Linked DNA regions of Homo sapiens: region 1 is linked to region 2. Evidence: chromatin contacts called from ENCODE Hi-C data. All regions are on one chromosome and are shown on one strand. Each heading gives the region's core, a stretch centred on a gene start or an enhancer-like site at or near the end of the contact. The rest is flanking DNA. Distances are from core to core; before and after follow the strand shown. Region 1 overlaps SETX (senataxin). Region 2 overlaps RAPGEF1 (Rap guanine nucleotide exchange factor 1).

What was found. A loop is a pair of places that touch in the nucleus more often than their neighbours do. Pooled maps may share reads with other maps.
Region 1: a loop to region 2 is called in a map of sciatic nerve, with 4 times the contacts of the local background. The contact joins two enhancer-like sites. A Hi-C loop is called at or near these places in 2 of 168 maps with a recorded cell type or tissue (dorsolateral prefrontal cortex and sciatic nerve) and 3 of 50 pooled maps.

Annotation. Positions count from the first base shown.
Region 1 is chr9:132,267,668-132,271,348 of GRCh38, forward strand. SETX (senataxin) reads right to left here. Exons shown (of 26, transcript NM_015046.7): 25 at 1,948-2,035. Among named protein-coding and RNA genes, the nearest start is that of SETX, 85 kb to the right of the region's middle. RefSeq lists enhancers at 1,016-2,002, 1,685-2,884, 2,003-2,988 and a silencer at 2,089-2,263. Within about 2 kb of position 2,129, at least 8 of the 41 ENCODE cell types and tissues checked have a DNase peak (open chromatin) inside an H3K27ac peak, as active enhancers do.
Region 2 is chr9:131,588,556-131,592,078 of GRCh38, forward strand. It overlaps RAPGEF1 (Rap guanine nucleotide exchange factor 1), which reads right to left. Exons shown (of 27, transcript NM_001377935.1): 19 at 1,331-1,423; 20 at 246-431. Among named protein-coding and RNA genes, the nearest start is that of PRRT1B, 45 kb to the left of the region's middle. RefSeq lists an enhancer at 795-1,294. Within about 2 kb of position 2,021, at least 6 of the 41 ENCODE cell types and tissues checked have a DNase peak (open chromatin) inside an H3K27ac peak, as active enhancers do.

The DNA of each region.
Region 1 (3,681 bases), core at 879-3,378, 680 kb after region 2:
AAGACAATGTCGGTGCCATTAGCTGGAGGTCAGTGGTCTGCACAGTTGTGCAAGTGTGACCCAGGGGCTCCCAAACACTGTCTAAACGGAATGTGAAAAAGGGTTACAGAATAACCTTGCAAACCCTACTTCCCATGTCCTCCTTGGGCTGCCCTGCCTCCTGCACCCCACCCTTCACAATCATGATGCGCCTCATCCATCCAGAGTGCACTGCCAAGACACATCAACACCATGAGGTGCCAACTTAAGGGAGGATGAAAAACAGTAGTGCCCACAAAGCCTCCTTTAATCAAGGCATCACTAAAAGATGTATCTCTAGCAACATTTCATTTACTTGTCAGGTTTAAACATGATCAAAATCTGTGATATTAAATATATTTGTCTTGTTTTGCTCAACTGTACAAATAAGTGTTAACAGGCTATTCAATTGATAAGAGATCACGTTTTAACACTCAGATGCTTATGGTCACAGGAAAAGCAATTTTTAAAAATCCAAACCTACATTTTGAGATAACTATAGATTTACAGGAAGTTGCAAGGAAAGTACTGAGAGGTTGCATGCACCCTTCACATGGGTTCCCCAAATAGTGATAAAAATCAACTTTTTAGGCCGAGGTGGGATGACTTTAGCCCAGGAGTTTGAGACCAGCCTGGACAACATGGTAAGACCCTTTCTCTACTAAAAGTACAAAAATTAGGTACATGCGCCTATAGTCTCAGCTACTCAGGAGGCTGAGGTGGGAGAACGGCTTAAATCCAGGAGGCGGAGGCTGCAGTGAGCTGTGATTGTGCCACTGCACTCCCGCCAGGGGAAAACAACTTTTTAAACTTTCAAGTTATACAGAAATTTTTGTGAGAGAGGTGTAGATCAGTGAGATTAACTTAAAGGCTTTTAATTCTAAAAAGAGATTACCCCAGTGAATCTTAGCCTAAACAAGCAGGAATGGAAGTACAATTTCAAAGAGAGGAAAAAATAAAATAATATTGCTTTCTATTCCACTGGATATATTTAAGAGTGATGTAATAATTTTAATTGCTGTATTTTAAAATGTCAATATTGATAATACATCAGAAGCATAATCTTCAGTAATATTTAAACTTACAAAGATTTTTTCTATCAACTTAAAAATAGGAGGTACATAAAAATAAACGGTACACAGCTTTTAAAACTTCCTTCAGAGCAGGCACACAGACGACAAAGGCTGGAGGTGATAGAGGAGTGAAACAAGAAAGAAGGTGTATCTGAGCGCCACCTGGTGGCAGGAACCAAAACCAGGGGAAACAGCCACCAAGTTGGCTCTTCTTAGATGAAATCAATGACTTCATAAAAAAGAGAAATGAGGAAAACTACAAAGTTATTACCCCTAATAAGACAAACAGCAAATACGTGCTACATCTAGCTGTGATATCAGTGAATTAAGCTGTACCATTTGTCTACTGAAGTTGGAAACTCGTACACCTCTTCCAGAGGGGCGCCTGTCCTGGCAGAAGAATGCCGGAGGCGCTAAGTGCTGGAGAAACAGAGTGAGCAGCACAGCTCCCAGTGCCAGCAGAAAAGCAGAGCAGAGCACGCGCCTGCAAACTCTCTCTGGCATTAAGCTGGGCCAATAACAGCCACATTTACTGAGTGTTTACTAAGTGCCAAGCAATTGCTTTGGCACTTTACATCTGTGGGTTTAATATACCTTCTTAACAATAATCCTATGATGTGGATAATTTGTTTTAAAATGGTCACCTTGAGAGCCCAGTGTAGATACTTGGGTTCTGGGCTGAAAAAAGGCGAATGGTTCACGTGTACACAAAAGCTCCTAGGAAGAAGTTGCTGGAAAACATAACAACCATTATTTTGTAATCCAGAAATCATTTACACTTTGATGGAAAATAAGAACAAAAACTCAATCCAACAACAGTAACAATGGGTAAACTTCTGAGCTCTCTGGTACCTACCATCAGGGTCCTCAAATGTCCGAGGATGAAGAGGCTGTACTTGGCTCGTGTGATGGTGACATTCAATCTCTGCAAACTTGCCAGGAATCTAGGCAATAAAAAAAGAGTTCCTTCTTTGTCTAGAATGACTTAACATGCCCATGTGAGACAAAGGTGGACTCTAGAATGACTCAACGTGCCCGTGTCTGACAGAGGTGGAATCTTGAATGACTCAGTGAGCCCGAGACACAGGTGGACTCTAGAATGACTCAGCGTGCCCGTGTGAGACACAGGTGGATTCTAGAATGACTCAGCATCCTCATGTGAGACACAGGTGGACTCTAGAATGACTCAGCGTGCCCGTGTGAGACACAGGTGGACTCTAGAATGACTCAGCATCCTCATGTGAGACACAGGTGGACTCTAGAATGACTCAGCGTGCCCGTGTGAGACACAGGTGGACTCTAGAATGACTCAGCATCCTCATGTGAGACACAGGTGGACTCTAGAATGACTCAGCGTGCCCGTGTGAGACACAGGTGGACTCTAGAATGACTCAGCATCCTCATGTGAGACACAGGTGGACTCTAGAATGACTCAGCGTGCCCATGTGAGACACAGGTGGACTCTACAATGACTCAGTATGCCCATGTGAGACACAGGTGGACTCTAGAATGACTCAGCGTGCCCATGTGAGACACAGGTAGACTCTAGAATGACTCAGCGTGCCCGTGTGAGACACAGGTGGACTCTAGACTCAGCATGCCCATGTGAGACACAGATGGACTCTAGAATGACTCAGCATGCCAGTGAGACACAGGTGAACTCTAGAATGACTCAGCATGCCCATGTGAGACACAGGTGGACTGCAGGCAGCTTTTCCGGGACTCCTTCACTCCTCTAGAAGTCACAGTGCTTTCTTACTCTCCGTCCCAATACAGGGTACCGGGCACAGAAGAATTCCTATTAAAAACAGGAAACAAACCAAAACCTCGGGGCTTCCTTCAAAGTGATGCATCTATCAATTTCCTATTTTTACCTGGATAAGATAATTGGAAATTTTAACAGTGCAATCTTGAAGCCTTGAAAAATCCTAAAAATGTGGTACCAGCCTAATCACTTTATTCTTACATTTAAATATATCTAGACTGTTAAGATATTGTAGAACTAGTGTAGAAATACATGAACACCAGATAAATATTTCAGTAGATCAGAAAAAGAGCTCAGAAATAGAATTGATGTATGATAAAAGTGAAATTTCAAATTAGCTGGGAAAGAAAGGTCTATTTATAAACTGACCCTGAGATACAACTGGGCTCTGTATATGCAGCCCATCCCAGGGAGGGGCAAAGATTACTTTAATTACTATTTTATTTGAAAACGAACTAATTTATAACCTGTAAATTCTGTCTGCTTCTCATGACAAGAAACAAATAATCATGTAAGAGTCTTGGGCTTGGGATATTTTCTGTCACTCATACAGGTGTCCTTAGCATCTTAAATAAACTGACAGTAGTTAAGGTGAACAAATTTAGCCAAAGCAGGAAAACACAGAAAACAATGACACTTTGACACATACCATGGGGAGTAATATGCCTCTGCAAAGTATAATCTAATTATTTATTTGAATCTTATTAAATAAAAGAACAGATTCACACTATGAAATGGGTTAATATAAAAGACACCAAGGCCGGGCGCAGTGACTCACGCCTGTAATCCCAGCATTTTGGGAGGCCAAAGTGGGTGGAGCACTTG
Region 2 (3,523 bases), core at 771-3,270:
GCCCTGTCCTATGAAGCCCCATGCCCTGCTGCCCGCTTCCTGGTCACAAAGGGATCACCACCCAATATGTGCCTCCTGGAGAAGAGGCCCAGCCCCCAGGGATCCACGGGGCTGTTCCTGAGGCACCTCATCAAAGGGCCTGTGCAGAACCAGGATGGGGCTGTGGGGCTGGCAGGGAGGGAGGGTAAACTGAGAAAGGCACGGCTCCTGGGGAAGAGGCAGGGCTGGAGAGGTGGGCTTCTCACCTGGCTGCTACCCCCCGGGCTGCCAGGGGCTGGCTGGAGGTGGCACACCTGAGTAGCTTCTTCTGGTCCACCTTGTCCAGGATGTTCTTCCGGAGCACACGGGCCAGGCTCAGCTCCCCATTGCACACCAGGCGGAAGACCAGTTCCATCAGCAGCTTCAGGATCTCTTCTGTCAACTCCACCAGGCTGAAGGACAAAAGAGCACAAGGTGAGGAGCAGGAACGCAAGGCCCAGGCAGAGTCTGTCTTTGCCTTGAGACACACAAAGGGCACGGGGCTGTGACCGGCACAGAGCTGGCTGGGAAATTTCTCATGGGAAGAGAGCAGGAGACGAGAGCCTGGGATGGCTGCCTGTGTCCTTGGAGGTGTTGGGATGGTCACAAGCACCTGCCACACACTCAACAGCCATCTGTTGGCGCTGGACAAGCGCCAGTGACTGTGCTGGGGCCTGGGCTGCAGGGACAAGTCCTACACGAATCCCGCCCTGGGGAGCTGCTGCTCCCATTGGGCAATGAGACACCAAGACTTCCCGGCCTCTCAGACTAGATGCTCCCCAACTTGCCCTGCTGAGCACTGTCCACACGTGGCCATTTCCCAGCCGCACAGCCACTTACCATGGTCATCTCCCCCAGCAGGAGGAAGGCAGTCCGCCTGATGGAGATTTGTTAGCGGAACGGATATGGCCAAGTGCCATGCTGTCAGATGGCCAGCCATGGAAACACTGAGGAGCGAGGGAGAGGTGGCCTCTCCCATTCCAGCCTCCACACAGCCTCCACCATGGCTGGCGGCTGAGAGCACGGCCTGCTGGAGACTGGACCTAAGATACCATGGGAGCAGGTGCGTTGGGCGGGTTCTCTCCTGAGGGTCCAGGAGGGACCTCATGAGGAAATCCAGGGCCTGGGTGCAGGGTGGAGAGACACCTCACCCATCTCACCCTGGTCTATCGGGCACAGGCCATTCTCTCAAAGGACCAAGATAGAGCAGGCAAGAGCCAGCTCTGCCCAGAGCCGATGGGCAGGAGAAGCAGGTGGAATGGAGCCTTTGCCTCCCCACTGGCCCCCAGGACCCCAAGGGTGAAGCACTCACCAGAGCTCATCCACCACCCGTACCAGCACGAAGAACGTGTTCTTGCTGACGCGCTTCTTGAATGTGTCGGCAAAGGGAGAGAATTTCTCATATGTGGAGCACGGGTTAAAGAAATAGCCATGTGGTCGGCTGAGGGTGGTGGAGTGGAGGACTGACTCCTGGTGACCACTCACTGAGCGCTCACAATGTGCCCATCTTCCTGCATGTAAAGCACTGGCATCCAGAAACGAGGGCACGGGACTAGCGCAGTGGAACAACTGCAAAGCCAGGATTTGAGCACAGGCGTCTGTCCCCAGGGATGCCCCCGGCTGCTGCCCTCTCCTCCCTGCCACGCCATCTCCGCTGCACTGTCCAGACCCGCCTTTCCATCGGGTTCACCCCGAGGTGCCCATGAGATTACAGACACGTAGAGAGTGCCTTGCTGAACTTTAGGTAGAGAACGGTGGGCCCAAACCAAACACCCTCCAAACCCCAGGTCCCTAGGCAGGTGTGTAGGCCAGAAGTATCTCCCTCCAGTCTTTCTGTGAGTTTCCATCCTGAGGCTGCCTCCCTGGGCTCTGCAAGGGAACTCTCACCTCCGTGACACCGGGCCGGGTCTCTCTTCCCAGAGCTGCAGCACGCTCCACATTGGCTCCCTGTCTCCAGGGCAGCACTTCAAGCACCCGATCAGCTCTAGCTCATGCCCTGAGGTCGGGCTCTGCTTTGTGGTCAGGGTTTCCTGCCCGGCTGTTGTGCTCGCCATCGACTCCCCAGATCTCTCTGACACCCTCCTGCCTGCTCTCTAGTGATCCACGACCTTCCAAGTCATGGGGCTCAGGACAGAGCAACGTACCAGGGACTGTGTCTTGGCCCACAGCACAGGGGTCGCCAGCCAACCAGGCCCAGACCTTGATGCTGCAATATTTCCATGATGGCTGAGCCAGGCAGAGGCTGAGAGCCTGGGCGCAGGCAGCAGGGGGCAAGCAGCGTGTGGCTGCTCTCCCACCAAGCAGCCACATGGGTCAGGTCCTTCATGTCTCTGGGCCTCGGTTTCCTCAATTACACAATAGGGAGTTATAGAGCAGTGGCCCCATGTATAATATGGTAATTTTATACACACCCACACACACATATTAAAAAATGGTCATAGAGCTAGGGCTAGGTGAAAGCACAGGTGTAAAGCACATCTCGCCTGACCAGCAAGTCCTTGACACGTGTGAGTGACAGCCATTCACTGAGTCAGGCCTGTGAGCAGGTGCTCTGAGTAACAGAACTTGCCGGGGACCCGAGGCTCCGCCAATGGAGGATGTCCACGTCTGTCTTGATAGATCAGGGATTCTAAAGGTCAACACGAGGGGAGAATAGGAGGCCAGGAGGTCTGCAGGAGGCCCTGAGTGGAGCAGTGAAGGCTCAGGGCACACAGGAAGGAGCGGGGGCGCGGGTGGACTCAGGACTTCCTACCCCAGGTGGTGGTGGCTGCCCAGCAGATGGCAGCCGTGGGCTATGTGCAAAGAGGTGGCTGAGGAGCAGCTGACCCAGGCTACCCTCCTAGAGCAGCAGCTGCAGGTCAGCCTCTTAGGATGGGCAGGTTTGGACTTGAAGAGGCAATGGGTCACACAAGTGGGTCCTTCCAAACCCCTGGGGTCCTCCTCAGCCACTACTGCAGAGGGTGACATTTACTGAGGGTGGGCCCATGGGGTAGATCTGGGGACAGGAGCCCATTCCAGTTGTGGATGTGGCAGTCGCAGGGTCCGCTCCAGGGAAGGTGACTGTGCTGACCCCTGAGCTGTCTATTTGGGTCTTGGTATCCTTCGTGCCCAACGCCCTGGGGCTCAGCTCTGAGAAGCTGCCGGAGCCGACCATGAGGGTCTCTCAGAGGCGTCTGCAGGACCGGCACACTTACCCCTCCCAGTCTGGGGCATGTCTAATTCGTTTTTAGAATCATCCAATGACCACAACTGCCACCAGACACACATTCCCAGACTATGTTCCAGCCTCTTCACATCATTTCACTCGGCCCTTTTAGAGATGAGGAACTTGCCTGAGCTCAAAGCTGGAATGCGGGAGGGTAGAGGTGGGAACCTCGGTCCATGGGGCTCCTGTGTCCCTACTTCAATCACACTGCCACCCAATATGCTGCTCGGCTTCCCCCACGAGGACTGAAGGGCAAGAGGGTCCCTCTCTCTCCAAAATGCCCATGGTGCAGGGGCCCTG